2 separate regions of the Homo sapiens genome follow, and region 2 is linked to region 1. The links are chromatin loops, found by intact Hi-C in ENCODE. Cell type or tissue: ascending aorta. All regions are shown on one strand. Links, peaks and the distances in the headings refer to the core of each region. The heading gives the core; the rest is flanking DNA.

What was found. A loop is a pair of places that touch in the nucleus more often than their neighbours do. Peaks named below come from ENCODE experiments on the same cell type or tissue, not always from the same donor. Only the 100,000 strongest peaks of a DNase experiment are listed, where the experiment ranks them.
Region 2: it touches region 1 in a loop (2.1-fold over the local background); 2 of 110 quality-filtered maps call a loop at or near these places.

What each region holds. Positions count from the first base shown.
Region 1 is chr13:94,338,044-94,346,059 of GRCh38, reverse strand. All of the region lies in intron 6 of GPC6 (glypican 6), which reads right to left. Among named protein-coding and RNA genes, the nearest start is that of DCT, 140 kb to the left of the region's middle. RefSeq lists an enhancer at 1,446-2,044. In ascending aorta, for the core only: no CTCF peak of the experiment used is centred there; DNase peaks (open chromatin) are centred at 2,649 and 3,399; H3K4me3 peaks cover 1,238 bases; H3K27ac peaks cover 430 bases.
Region 2 is chr13:93,770,496-93,778,511 of GRCh38, reverse strand. All of the region lies in intron 2 of GPC6 (glypican 6), which reads right to left. Among named protein-coding and RNA genes, the nearest start is that of GPC6-AS2, 84 kb to the left of the region's middle. In ascending aorta, for the core only: no CTCF peak of the experiment used is centred there; no DNase peak of the experiment used is centred there; H3K27ac peaks cover 847 bases.

The DNA of each region.
Region 1 (8,016 bases), core at 1,365-6,364:
ATGAGGAAGGCAGAGGCTCAAGTGCTACAGCTGCAAGCCAAGGATTTTCCAGGGTTGTTGGGAAATCCACTAGAAGCTTAGAGAAGCTTCTAGTTCTAGAAGTTTCACTAGAAGCTTAGAGAAGGCCTGAAATAGACTCTCCCCTAGATCCTTCAGGGGGCGCATGCTTCTGCTGCTACCTTAATTTCAGACGTCTAGGCTTCAGAACTGAGACAATACATTTCTCTTGTATTAAGCCACTCCGTTTGTGGTACTTTGTTGTAGCAATCCTAGGAAGCTACAGTGCTCTTTAGCAAAAATAATAATGATACCAACAATAACAACAACCTGTCGCATATGTCCAGGAGCCAGCCCTGACAGGTGGATGTTCTCAAGAGAGCTGAACAGCTTTCCTACACTGTACCTCTTGATTCCCAGAGCTGGGTCTGCCTGAGCCTCTAGCAAACTTAGACCCACGTGTTTTTCATTAAGCATGTAGATGGCACTATGCCCCTTTTAGAGAAGGATCGTAACTCTGCAATGGGCATGTTCTTTCATGTTCATGTTCTTAGATCTGAGGAGCCCTAAATAAAAGTAGATGAACAGGACATTCTCTGCCATGCACTAGTAACGATTTGGTAAATTGAATCATATTTTAAGTACTCAGAGGGAGCTTGCTATTTAAATTCTTTTGCAAAGTAAGTATGACTTTTTCTTTTCCCCCCCAAAATCAGATTTTTGGATCTCAGTTTTCTTAAAGTAGGGAGCACAGCCCTGTATTAGATACTATTACAGGGCAAGATATATATATAAAACTTGGTGTCAGGTTAAGAAAGACAGAAAAATATTGACCTGCAGGTGTCTTCTGAGACATTATAGTCTGACAAATTTGAAATAATTCGACTAAGTGCTTTTTGCTAGCAGATTTTAAATTGAGAAACAGGGTGAATTTTATTATCTGCTTCAAACGTTTGAGATTCTATAAATATAGACCAGTTAATAGACTTGTTTTATAAATGTAATAATAGTAGTGGTAATTTAAGAATATTTTATTTTCATATCCCAGTCCCACTTGACTGCTAGGAGCCCATATTTTTCCAAAAAAGGAAATTTCTTGGAATGTTCTGAGAGCTTAGGATAAAACAGGAACAACTTTAATTCAACAAAGAGAAAAGCCAAAGCAGAGGAATTTACAGTTAATTCATGGATTAATCCAGAATATATTGAATAAGTACCATGGGCTTCCACTAGTAGAATCTTTTCAAGTGTAATTTTTATCCTTATAGAGACAGAGTTGCCTATTAGTGACAAAGCATATCGACAAAGAAAGGGTTAAATAGTTGCAGATAGTGTCAGTGTCCAAATACTAAAAATAGTGTGCAAACAATAAATGCTCGGTGTTAGCGGGGGCTGGAGATACTCCTGGGAAGGGATTCGGTCTGTTGCTCTGATATTCTCTGCAGACATGTCCTTGACTCATTTCGGGGCAATGACCAGTCACGAAGAGTAAAATTATCAGTCATGAAGCTTCAGGATGCTTTTGCATGCACATATGTGCAAAAAAGCATTTATGAGTGCGGCAAACTCAAATTTCCAGATTCTGGGGAAAGAAAAGTCTGTGAATTGAAAATCATCCCTCCTGTGAGACTAAGACTGCTTCGTGGAGATTGTTGTTTCATTTCAAGCTCATGTGGAAGACTCCTTCCTTGGTTCCAAGGGGCTTTTCCTTCCTAATTCATTGTTAATTCAAACCTGAATGTTCACATTCTCCCCTTAACAAAACATTCTTTACATTTCTAAAGGTTCACACAGGGCAGGGCCTAGGAGGCATGGGAGGCATTTGCTTATGTGATAAATAAAATATCAAAATTTTCCATAAAGATAAGATCAATATTGTTGATTTTTTTCTTTTTGCCTCTGAGCCCATTTTAGTCCTGGGTTCACAAATTATTGGTTGTGAGAACACCGTCAATAAACATTAGCCCTGTGTTTAAAACATCCTTAATTCTTTTCTGAGGAGGAAAAGTTTTTAGTTAAAATAATAATGATGGGCCAGGCACAGTGACTCACACCTGTAATCCCAAAACTTTGGGAGGCTGAGGCGGGAGGCTCACTTGAGCCCAGGAGTTCGACACCAGCCTGGGCAACATAGTGAGACCTGGTCTCTACAAAAAATACAAAAATTAGCTGGGCCTGATGACACACGTCTGTAGTCCCAGGTACTCAGGAGGCTGAGGTGGGAGGATCACCTGAGCCTGGGGAAGTTGAGGCTGCAGTGAGCTGTGATTGCACCACTGAACTCCAGGCTGGGCCACAGAGCAAGATCCTGCCTCAAAAAAAAAGTTAACAACAATAACAAGTTTTAAACAAGCTCTCAAAGTTGATTCATTCCCTTATTCTTCAACAAATATATTTCCTGTGCCTCTGTTGTGTCCTGAGCCCCTTGTAACACATGCGAGACCACTTCATAAGCCTTAATAATCCTAGCCTTAATTTTCTATTTTCCCTATTTCATGCTCTTCGACTTTCATTTTCTTATTCCCAGTTTTGGTCCTGGAGGATGCTGACGTGAAAGGAACAGCATGAGTCTTATGCACTCAGTTCTTTTTCTGTCCCTGTATCTGGATTACCCTACTTAGTAAGCTAAACAACCTCGTGCTGATTCAGAGCCAAAGGAGGGATCAGCCCCATGAAATGAGAGGCCGTGTGCTTTTGTGCGGAGGCAAAGGCTGCGGGCTTCATTAGAGATGGCTGTGAAGGAATCCATGTAGCCGGTGTCACTTATGATGCAGCAGGCTCTCCTGGCAAAAGGAGAGTCATTTATAGTTCAGGGCTTCTCCTGGTGGGTTAAATACCGTAAATCCTTATGAGTAATGCCAGAGCCATAGAATCAATAAAAACCAAAATGACCTTCACTCAGCCTGCCCTCGAAGTGGATGATCCCGGAGTGATAGACACCTCGTTGCTACATGGGGGAAATGTAATCTGGCAAAAATGACAAGGATCACTTCTGTGTTACTTTATTCTCTGCCTTTCTCACTTTTAATCAGTTCTGGCAGGGCATGAGATTTTCAGATATGTTTTCCAGTTTAATTTGTGAAAAACCTCATACTTCAGGGTGACATTGGCCATCCAGTGAATCAGGAAATCCCTCAAATCTCTTTTGGGAGAGTGTCAGGCAAAATCAGCTGCAACCCTGGACAGCTGCTCTTTGAAGTATTGAACGGGGAGCTGGCGAGACAGTCTAGGACTGAGGATGGGCTTACGAGAGAGACAGGAGGGAGAAGCACAAGGGACCCCGAGGTGCAGGAGGCAACCTCCTGATAAAGTTCCCAACACTGAGGGCCAGAGAAGAAAGTGCACCAGGGAGTGACGGATGGAGAAAGAATTTCCCCGTGGGATTCCAGTTCTTAGCTTTGCGCACGTGTAGTTTCCCGGGGCTGCCAGGAAAGTCCCACAACGGGGTGACTTAAAACAACAGAAATGTATTCTCTCACACTTCTGGATGCCCGGAGTCTGAAGGTATTGACCAGGTTGGTTCTTTCTGGAGGTTCAGAGGGAGGATCTGTGCACTGCTCTCTCCTAACATCTGGTGGCTCCTGGGCATCCTTTGACCGACGGCTGCATCACTGCCATCTCTGCCTCTGTCTTTACACGGTGTTCTTCCTCTGTATGTGCCTCCTCTGGGTCTCCGTGTCCAAATTCCCTTCTTATTAGGAAGCCAGTCATTGGATTCAAGGCTCATCCTATTCCTATGCGACCTATTGGTTACATCTGCAAAGACCCTATTCTCAATTAAGGTCTCATTCGCAGGTAGTGGAAGTTAGGACTTCGACATATCTTTTTGGGGGACGCAATTCAACTCACAGTAGTGCTTTCTATTAAATAACCAAAAAGTATACTTTCAGCTACTGGAACGAAATAAATAGTAGTTCTTCAAAGTGCTTTATTATAGTGAGAAGAAGCATCTGGGAGGTTTATTTTAAAAGGCAGATGTTGATGCAGAATCCCTGTGGTGGCACACATGATCTGCATTTTACAGTATTTGAGTGATTCCAATGCAGTGATATGGGAACCCTACTTTGAGAAACACTGTTTTATGGTACACCTTTAACTCTCCCCGAATTATCAGTGTCTTATTACTAATTCCCAGATATTTCCTACATTACATAACTTATTTACCTTTGACTCAGTTTTACAATGTGAGGTATAAAATGATTTCTATTGTCAGTCCTAATGCATTATTAATATCATTCATTAATTGCTGGTCTGTGAACTGAAACCTTACTCGGGGAAATCATATGTCACTGTAATCCTTATCCATTTTCCAAATTGGTTTGAGATTTATTCAAGTTATGAAAGATATTTTCCTTTGAATTTTAAAAAATGAGCTGCCATTTTGTTTGAAAATATTAGACCAAATCCAATAAAAATTTAAGGTTCATCTTGATGATATATTCTTTAGCATAGTAACAATCTTTTTTTTTTTTTTTTTGAGACGGAGTTTTGCTTTTGTTGCCCAGGCTGGAGTGCAGTGGTGTGATCTCGTCTCACGGCAACCTCCACCTCCCCGGTTAAGCAATTCTCCTGCCTCAGCCTCCCAAGGAGCTGGGATTACAGGTGCACGCCACCACATCTGGCTAATTTTTTGTATTTTTAGTAGAGACAGGGTTTCACCATGTTGGCCAGGCTGGTCTCAAACTCCTGGCCTCAAGTGATCCGCCTGCTTTGGTATCCCAAAGTGCTGGGATTATAAGCGTGACCTACTGCACCCAGCCTATAGTAACAATCTTTAACATGATATTTACTGCATCATTAGGGAACAAGCTAAGAGGCAAAAGGAAACTACTACTAGCCTGAGTTGAGAAGGAGATTTCAAATAGGATTTTTTCATCTGCCCAATGAAGTTAATTACAGAACCTGTTAGTATAGAAGTGCCTAGAAGGAAGTCAATACTCAACAAATATTAGCTATTAGCTATTATTTTATCTTGTCGTTCAATAATGATAACCTGTGCATTTGGAAAGGATTTTCCCCTCATTTTACAAATTAATACCTAAGAAGCAAGAGGTAACAATAGAAGATAATGCCAGTGTTACCTTTCTTTCCTATTGCCTTCCAGATGTTTCTCAGTAATGAGGCCAGAGATACTAAAGACTATTTGAAGTACTAAATACTTTTAATATGATTTGGTAATGTTAGCAAGGGGCGCATATTAAAACCTTTTATACAGAAATGTATTAAATATTCCCGTGCAGCAAATATTTGCACACTGGATAATCCTTTTCTCATTTTTCATTGTAAACGAAAAGAAACGAGTGTTCTTTGTCTCCATTTATGAAACTGTTAATACTGTTAATATTTGTAATTGAAACTTAAGAATCTTATACAGTGGTTCCATTTAAGTACCATGACACTATTTAAAGTCTTATTTACGTAGAACCCTTCTTTGGCTTTATATACATAGTGACCTCTATAGTTACACATCATGTATACACATGTATCTATCACAATATATACATGCCTTTGGAGGTGTTCAGGATGAATGTAATTTTATAGCCTTTAAAGAAGAAGGATCTCCCCAAGGCCAAATAATTGTGTGATGCCTCCAGAATTTTGGTCTTTTAATTTGCACAAACAGAGCTGTGGGAATGGAATGATTTTAATGTAGCTCCATGGCTTTCCTTTGGGTTTTTTATTTTTTAATTTCTAATTCTTGATAATTGGTAGATTTTTTTTTTCTAAATTTTTGGGAATGTTCTTCAGAGGAGTTACATAGGTAACAAGCAACATCCACAGTTAGTGATGGATTATTTTCCAGTAATGCATGACTACTCCACAATTAAAATGATTTCCCCCAAATCCCAGTCCTGCTATTACCAGGAGTTTTAAGTTTCTCCCAGTTGCCGTTTAACCATTCTTTACCTTTTTGATACCTATAAGCAACTGAGTGGATACCACCTTATGGAGAAATGAGAATTTTCTCATGATTTATATCTTTAAGCAAACTTAGAAATTAGGCTGGTGCGCTGGCTCAAGCCTGTAATCCCAGCACTTTGGGAGGGTGAGGCGGGTGGATCACCTGAGATCGGGAGTTTGAGACCAGACTGACCAACACAGAGAAACAGTGTCTCTACTAAAAATACAAAATTAGCTGGGTGTGGTGGTGCATGCCTGTAATCCCAGCTACTGGGGAGGCTGAAGCAGGAGAATTGCTTGAACCCGGAAGTTGGAGGTTGAGGCAAGCCCAGATCGTGCCATTGCACTCCAGCCTGGGCAACAAGAGCAAAACTCTGTCTCAAAAAAAAAAAAAAAAAAAAAAAAAAAAAGGAAAGTATGCAGGTTGCAGACTTAAAAATTGTGCAGATTTTAGTTTCCATAGATCATTCCTCTTAGAAAATTTAGAGCCAAAGGACTACATCTCACTCCATTTCAGCTCACTTTTATTTTACTACTTTGACCTACAAAGATCATCCCCCTTCCACCCTTGATCTTTTCATGCATTCCTGTTCTCAGAGTTCTAACATAACAGTGACCCTAAGTTGCAAAATATTCACATTCAACTTATTTTCTCTTTAGCAGTAAATTTCCTGAGGCTGTATCCCTGACTATCACAGGCCCCGAGTGAGCAGTCAAAGAGATAAGTTACATCGCGTAACTTATGAATGACAGCGGGTGTTAGGAAGGGAGTGATTAGGAAAGAAAACTCCTAAAATAGGCCGGGTGCGATGGCTCACGCCTGTAATCCCAGCACTTTGGGAGGCGGAGGCAGGCAAGTTGCTGAGCTCAGGAGTTCAAGACCACCCTGGACAACATGGCAAAACTCTTGTCTCTATAAAAATATAAAAATTAGTTGGGTGTGGTGGCACATACCAGTAGTCTTAGCTACTTGTGGGGCTGAGGCCGGAGGACTGCTTGAGCCCAGGAGGTTGAGGCTGCACGGAGCTGTGTTTGCGCCACTTCACTCTAGCCTGGATGACAGAGCAAGACCCCGTCTCTTAAAAAAAAAAAAGGAAAACTCCTAAAATAACACTCCTTCACACTGAACCCTTGGTAATAGCCTTTAACTAACTGATTCAGGGTTTACCCAGCTAGGTCAATGGCTAGAGCACAATGCCTCATTCCAGACAGAGATCATGGCCTCACTCCCTTCTCCAGCTATGGGCAATGGCAAGATAGAAAGCTGACCAGCTCGATATTAGGGCCATTTCCAAAACATCAGCCATCTCCCACCATGACTCAGTCCCTAATTCAGCCTCATGTATGTGACAGAGAAACCAGTTCCTGCCTGGGCTCTCCTCGAGGCATTTTACATGGGTTTACTACAGACTTCTAAAATTCATGAAATTTCTTCTGGCCACTCGGACTCCATTTCCTCAACTGTAAAATTCAGGATTTTTATCTGGATTAAATGAATGAATATATTCATTCATGGCAGATGGTTAGGTCTCAGTAGAGGCTGGCCATCACCAGTACAGTTTTCTCAGAGCACACTTGCCCTCAATAGATTGCTGTCATGATGGAGCACTTGGGAAAAATGGACCATGGCTGGTCAGAAAACCTCAGGACCAAATATGGTGTAATTATTGAATCTGGTAGATGCAGTAACTCTCTGCAGGAGTGGCGTGAACTCAAGGATGTCACTTGGGGTAGAGGGAGGCAAGCAGAGGGAGCCAGGAGTTTCTGCTCTCTGCAGAGATGGTGCTGGCAAGCAGGATTGGTCATCTCTGCTCCTGAAGCAGTGGGTTCTCTGTCCCCATTTGCATTGGGTGCTGCTTGTGGGTTCCCCCAAACTTTCTGGTGTCAGCCACACCCAGAAGCAGATTAGGAATCTCTGGTAATTAGTAATCCCTGGAGATTACTAGGAATTGACTAATTAGTAATCCCTGGAAGAGGCTGTGATTATCTCCCACATCTGTGACCCAAAAGAGAGAATTTACCATCTAAGTGTGATTTCTATTTTTTAAAACGATTGTTGCTAAGGAAGAACCTCAATCACAATGCTCACGGAAAGAAATCCACTGCAATGCAGAGACA
Region 2 (8,016 bases), core at 1,101-6,100, 570 kb after region 1:
ATTAATGTCTCCTTTCTCACCTCTCCCCAGTACTTAGCACAATGCTATGACTTAATAGCTACTCAGTAACTATTTGCTGAACAAGTTAGTGAGTGTATTTGCATGTATTTGAGCACCAGTTAGTCTATAAAGTAAGGCAGACCACCCAGGAAATCTCTCTTATAATTCACTCTCTTCGTTTTGGTACCAACAGTAACAGAAAGTTGCTGCTTCTTTTTTTGTGCCTTAACAGAGATATTAGGAAGAGAAAAAAAATCTGTCAAAGGAGAACAACATTCTTTTGAAGAAAAATATTGACATTCACAAAAAAGAACAAAGCTCTTGGTGCCCCTCTATCTTGAACATCCCTCTACCAGCAAAAGAAAGCACAGAGGTTAACAGATTTAGCAGGGAAAGCAGGCTGTAATCCCATTGACAGCTAGGAAATGAAATGACATCAAGTATTCAATAATTGCCCTCAATTAGCCTATGCAAAGCAAGGATTAATTACCAGCATTGAAAAAGCTCACCTTTGACTCCTCTTTCAAGATCTCTCTTACACTGAGTGTTCTTCTGGTGTTATAAATGAAGGTCCGGTGGACTTGATAACTTGCTTTTCCCTTAATATATTTTAGTAGAAAGTAGCTTTTAATATGGCAACAGAAATTTAATGAAAGGGAACTCTTAGCTGGTCTCAGAAATACATATACAAATAGACACAGATACAGATGTAGACATAATGTATAGATATATGTAGGTACAAATACACAAATGACTGGAATTTACTGATTCAGCATGCACCAGGCATTAGCAATAACCCTTGTACACATTAGCTTTGGAATTCTCAGGACAGCAATTAAATGTATTCACGTAAACCTATAAAATAATGTTATTACTATACAGGGAAATAAATCATAACAATAATGTCTACATAGGTACCGATTCTACTTTTTGGCATATTCTCCTAACAAAAGCTATCTTTTCCCCAAGCCAGTAATAAAATAAAACCAAATGAATCTCTAAAGCCATTCACTTAATGAAATAATTTTGTTAAGCAAACAATAAAAACCTCATTGGCAACAAAAAAGTAGTAGTGTCAGAGCACACTGGAATGCCTGAGCAAAAGGGTAGATGTGATTTGCTCTGTTTAGGAGAGTTATCTGGGCAAATGGAAAGGCTTAGCTGGGTTTAGTTAATGTTGCTAGTAAGCACAAGAGTTAGGAAAAACAAGGAAGTGAAGGAATAGAAGAGATAAGAACACAGAAAAGTGGAGAACGTAAGAAAACAGGAGACGGGGCTTGGGAAATTAAATTAAAACTTGCTTGATCGCCTGTTTCAACCGCTGTGTGAGATCCTTTTACCTATGGCTAGGCAATTATGACAGCATGGTTAGCAACCAGGAAGCCACACTCAATTACATAACAGGACTGAGGTCAGAAGATTGAGGAATGGGAAGTATGTCCTTTTTGGAATTTGCTGGATTTGAACTCAACCAGATGTGGATTTAAGTTCCATCCTTTATTATTAGAGATATCTCTATGGATAAGGAAATCTGACAGGGGTTGGTCGATGGGCAAGGGTGCTTAATCATAACATTAGCACAACTGTTCCGTATAGTTTGTCATTATTTGGTGGAAGGATGGTCCAAATCCTACTCATTGCCACAGCCATCTGATGTTTCTGTAAGCCTGCAAACCAGTCAGCAGGGAATGGGATGGATCTGATGGTTTAACAGGGACAAGGTATGTCCTGATGAAATGTTTTATGTCATTTACAAAGTTGATACAGACCCAAGCATAATAATTGATTTAGTAATTGCCTAGTATATGGAGGTTTCCAAACTTCTTCTAGTGAAGCCAAGGGCAGAAGCATACATTTGTGCTGGCTTTAAAAGAAAATATATTCTTTCTTTCTTTCCTTCTTTCTTTCTTTTTTTTTCTGAACATACCTTGAAAAGATAGTTAAGAGAAACGTATTGATGGATCCGGATCATATCAGTTCATTATCCCAGTATGATACTGGGTTTCAAAAGAAGATGCTATGGACACTCTTCTGGAGATAATTTAGTGAGGTGGAAAAAGAGAGTGTGGGTTCAAATCCCAGCTCTGCCACTTGGCAATTTGTCCCCATCTGTTTGGCGGAAGTTATTTAAGTACTTTCAGTCTCAGCAGTTTCATCTGTAAGATGAGGATGTTCTTAGTGTCTATTTCAGAGCTGTTGTTAAAGTGTTTAGAACTGCGCCAGCACATAGTAAGGGTTGAATACATGTAAGCTATCATTACTACTGCTATATTATAATAACACTATTAACATAATGAAATTCTACTCCCTATATTTGTAAAGTACAACATTGAGAGATTACCTAGATTGTACTATTTTTATGTAGTTTTCAGTGAACAGGATACTTGGGTGTTTCTCTCCAGGCTAGTGCTTAGTAAAAATGTACACCACCCCCCCACCCCCCAAAAAAAGAAAGAAACAAAGAAAAAAAGACGGAAAAAAAAGGCTTTAAAAGTAAATGAAACCGAATCATGTGTTTTCCAAAGGGGGTTTATTGTTGCTGGCTACAGCACTACATTTTTAAAAAGCCAATCATTTTCTTACAAAAACGGTCTGCAAATAATGAGTCATGCTGCAGAATTTTGTGACTTTTCAGAGAATTATTTTCTGACAGCACTATATCTCTAAGTAACTTTAAAACTCTGTTGAAATTGGTTTGTTTAGACGACATTCGCCAACTTCTGCTTTGGGTGTTAAGAATGAACCTTTCAATTAAGGCAAAGTAAGACTAGTCCAACTGTTTTTGAACACAGTAATGCTGCAGACTGCCCGAATGTAAACAGAAATTGACAATTTGAAAATGTCATCAACCCTGAGCTTTCAAAGGTGTTAAATATTTAACTGTAGCTAACAGACTGCAAAGTAATATTTGCTTGACCAAATATACGTGCTTATTATTTCTCCACGATCACTCTCAGCCTCATCTCTTTTGTAGCTTCACTTAGTTTTCAGAAGCTCACCAGGCCTGAAGGTGGCAATGACAATTTTCTTCTAGAAAACTCCAGGTTTAGCTTGAGGGGAATGCTTTAGACTCTAGGCTTTGAGCCTGGGCTCAAATCTCAGATACGAAACCTAAAACCTAGATGACTCTAAGCCTGTAATTGAACTTCTTTTGGCCTCAGTTTCCTCATCTGTAAAGTCTTTTACATAGTTTGGAAAATGAATGAGAATGCCAGGAGGCAGTGTGCGCCTATGGTCCCAGCTACTCGGGAGGCTGAGGCAGGAGGATCACTTGAGCCTAGGAGTTCAAGTTCAGCCTGGGCAACATAGCAAGACTCTGTCTCTTGAAGCAATAAAAAGAAAAACAAAATGAGATAATGAGGATTAACTACTTAGCACACAGTGCCTAGCATGCAGTAAGCAGAATAAACATTAGCAATAAGTACAGAACGTGTTGTTATCACTGTTCTATTATATATGCAGCACTTTAAGATCTCTGGGCATCTGTGTTTGCTCCTTTTTCTCTTGGAATGCTCTGGCTTTGCATGGATGTCCTTTTCTCACCCTTTGTTTCTCCACTGAGATGGCATCTCCTCCCAGGGGCCTTGGCTGAGCTCTCTGGTAAAAGAAGACTTTCCTGAAGCCCCACTCCTCATGCCCTGTCTGCTTCAATACTTGACTGTATCTGAAATTAGATTACTAGCTTTTTAAACCAATTGATGGTCTCCCCCAATCAAGTACAGGCCCCTTACAGAAGATACTTTCCCTGTCTTTTTCATCATCAATTTCCAGAGCCCAGAACAGGATATGTCTCACTGGGGTCTCTGAAATGCTTACCGATGAACCAGCTCCAAATAAGATTATGACACATATGCCTTTGTGTTAACTTATTTAATTCATACATCAAGATGTTACTCAGAATATAACATGGTATTATTAAAGAGAGTTCCTGAGAAAGTTAATCCATCATGCAGCCTTTATACACGACTTTTACTAATTCTGTCATTAAGTGTGTCATTAGTGTCTAGGATTTTGGTAAAAATAATACACGAAGGAGAGCTGGAAGTAAAGTGCATAATATTAGCATAACTTATCTCCTGATCAAGTTAAAAATATAAGATACTTTGTGATATGGTCCCTAATATTCCAGTGTTCTTAAAAATAGCTCTAAGGAGAAGTGAAACAGAATGGAAGTGTTCATTAATCCAGGATTGTAGGCAAAGACTACACTCTTCTTGAAGACTTGAGCTCCAGTGAATGATTCCCTCTTCTTGAAGACCTAACCTCCATTGAATGTTCCAGTTCTACTCTCCTGGCCACCTGCGTTACTTAGGAATAGTGCCTACAGGAAAAACGACACCTGGCTGGCAAATTGGTCTATACATATCTGGAACAGTCTTCATAGTTTTGAGTGTCCCTGAATGTGGTGACTTTTCTAACTGGCATGCCCCATGTCATATACAATGGCAGCTATGCCCACGGATCTGTCAGAAGTATTGGTTCCATTGGAGGCATGAGGCATCTAAGCCAAAGCAGTTCTTCTGACTGTCTGATCTCAACATGTCTTCTTACACCTGAACTGTCTGCTGCATGGCAAAATGATGTCTATTGGGCACTACGTACTGCTATAAAATCTCTCCCTTAAAAGAAGATTTTAAGTTGCTCTGCTGGCAAGTTGTACTTTCATCCCATTCCTTTTTGATGAATCTGATGCCAGTATAGCCAATGGCAATCTCTTGTAAGACTCAATGCTTGTTATTAAAGTCTAAACAGCAGAGACCCTAGTGGGTGAGGCAGGAGTGGTAACGGTTTGATGGCTATGAAAATCACAGATAATATTTTGAAAAGGAGTTGCCAAATCAAAGGGCATAGACTGAACCCGTGAAACGTAGGTGAGAAAACCATGGGCTCAAGTACTGATTAGCTAAGGAATTTTGCAGAGAAGCAACTTAAAACTACACAGGAACCCCTACAGTCACATACCATAAGACTGAGTGAGGCAGAAGGATGAGGAATGGACCATTTTAAATCTACTTGGAAAGATTTTGGGGTACGTAAGCTACATCAAAAAAAAAATCAGCTGCATACTGAAGCTGAATAGACATTCCCTGTCTTTTTCATCATCAATTTCCAGAGCCCAGAATAGGATATGTCTCAATGGGGTCTCTGAGATGCTTATTGATGAACCATCTCTAAGATTATGACATATATGCCTTCATGTTAACTTATTTAATTTATACGTAAAGTTGTTACTCAGAATATAACATTGTATTATTAAAGAGAGTTCCTGAAAAAGTGAATCCATCATGCAGGCTTTATTCATGACTTTTACTAATTCTGTCATTAAGTGGCAGTATTACTAACTAGAGTGGCATTTTGCTTTTTCTTTAAACAATCTCCATTTCTTATTCTCTCCTAGTTTTTCTTTTTTCTTTTTGCTGAATTCTTAACAGAAGTGCCTTCCTTGTGAGGATAAGCAGTGTCCTGTCATAACCTACTATATATTGGAAAAAACTACAGAGAAAATGTCCCACCGGGAACATGGTAGAGAACAAGACCTTTGAGTAGAAAGAATTCTGGTTTTTTAGATGATAACAACTTTTCCTAGCACTTTATCCATCCTTCAAAGCAGCATCCATAATAAAAATGGACCACAGAAGGGAGTTGAAAACTCCAGATTCTGACCAGAACAATTCCTTAGAATGATAGTGCATCTGGGCACTTGGCCCTCAGGCTCCAGGAGACAGGGCTCTTCATCTGAGGACCGAGGATAAGGATGTGTCTGGCAAGACCCTGTGCAGGACCAACATTCTGAATTTCATTACTCTTCCTCCACACCCCAGCTTCTATCAGGACAGCATCCTTCCATTTGCTTTGCCTTTGATTTCTTTCCACGTAAAAAATTATAGGACTTTCCTAACCAAACTTCTTTTTTTCTTGTTTCTCTTCCTTGTGTATATATCGCCTTTTAATATTTCTGAAGTACACCTGTTTTTAAAACTCTTCCTCTCAATGATGCCTCTCTGCTCATCACAAGATGTCCAAAGTTAGATTGTCCCACTGAAATCCTTCTTTCTATCCTTGAAAACTCCATGTAATGCATGAAATCCATATTTAATACAAGGTAGGAGTGACCAAGCAGGAGACAACAGGGCTTTAGCTGTTGCAAACCCAAGTGAGCACACTTAGGTCTATTGTTCAATTTAATAGTCAATGACCCTTCCTGACAGAGGGTGATGTGTTTTCTCACAGACATCTGTAAACCTAACCAATGCCGATATCTTCATAGATATGAACAAAAAATGCATACAGAAGCAATAAATCATCCTACAGTTATCTAATATTAGTTGATGCCATTACTTTTCTTTATCATCAGTGACATTTTATTACTATTTTTGTTGCTTAATTCTCAAAAGTGCACTGAGCCTATACTACATAAAAGGTAATGCATTAAGGGCTATGGGCCAAAAGCATATTGTCAGATATGATATGGAAATTCTTCTTCCAAACGCTTCAAAAATTATAATTTGTGAGTCACTGAACCAAGCAGAACTGTGGTTTTGGCAACCTGGATATACACTCCCACCACAGTGCTAATCTTCAGCAGGCAGAACAAGGTACAATGAACTCTGAACTTTTGTTATTAAAACTAATCTAAGTTTGATTCCCCACAGGCTTAAAATTTATAGGAGAAGAAACATTTTCATGTTCCTTATTTGGTCATTTAAATATTATGATGGTTTCTCTTTAGTGATTCACATTCCTTTCCTATCAACTGTGGATCTCCTATGCTTGACTTTTTTTATTATTATTATACTTTAAGTTTTAGGGTACATGTGCACATTGTGCAGGTTAGTTACATATGTATACATGTGCCATGCTGGTGCACTGCACCCACTAACTCGTCATCTAGCATTAGGTATTTACTTTATTTTAAAATGGCAAATGAGGAAACAAACAAAAGGGGACTGCACAGCTTGTTGTGAACCAAGACAAAGAACTTGTAATCCTGGGACTCCTCAAAGCTCACCAAATTCCATTCAACCCTTCATAAAGCTAACCTGCAGAGTGCACTCCCCGACACGTGTGAGACAAATGAGATGCGATGAGAGATGAAGCCAAAAAAGCAGCACTCCCCTGTGTCTTCAATTAGCCACGGAGTGAAAATGAGACAAACAGTCATGTATAATTTAGAGGCTTGCTCTCCGGTTCTTCCTGCCGTGGGAAGCCTTTCACCGAGGAAGGAAGCGTGATCCAGTAAAGTGCTCAGGCTTGGGAGTGGGCCTTGTTGGGTTGTGTTTCCAGTTAGTTCACTGATGTACTTTGTGACCTTGTATGCAACTTAATTTCTATCAAAGTGGCTGAAACAACTTGCTTTTAAAGATGACTTGTTTGCTTATTCTGGGGAGGGGCAATGCCAGCAGTCCTTCAGTGTATGTGTTATCAATATGTTTGGCACAGAACAGACTGAATGAGCAAATGGCTTGATCTGTGAGACAATGCAGATTACTGAGACTGTAGGATAATGCAACAAGGAGTGCTGGATGATGTTACAAAGCACATCCTCTGCTACCTAGAGGGTTACGTTACGTTTTATGATTTCATCAGTCAACAAATTGAGAACCATCCTAAGGATGAAAAAAAAAACTACTTAAGTAAGTGCCAAATAAGTCTGTAACCTTATTTGACCAAGAAAGTATGGGGGAGAAAAGGATTTATTTCTAGAGGAAGTGGGTCTTGGTCTAATATTAGCCTTAAGTTGAAGTGCTGAGAACTAGATAGAGAGTTGCAGGGTTGATGTCTGCAAGCAAATTTCAAAAAGCAGTTGCTGGGTCTGGGAATAGACACTACTGAGGAAGAAATCATTACAGTCCATAGAAGAATCCAGAAAGAAGGTGGGTAGAATCCCTCTCCTATCATGGGAAGTGTGGATAAGCCTTTCTACCTCCACAAAGCTTCTGAGGCACAGCCCCTTTGAGTCAGAGAGAGAAAGTCCAGTTAGCACACTAGCTAAGAGGGCCTGTCTTGGAAGAAGAT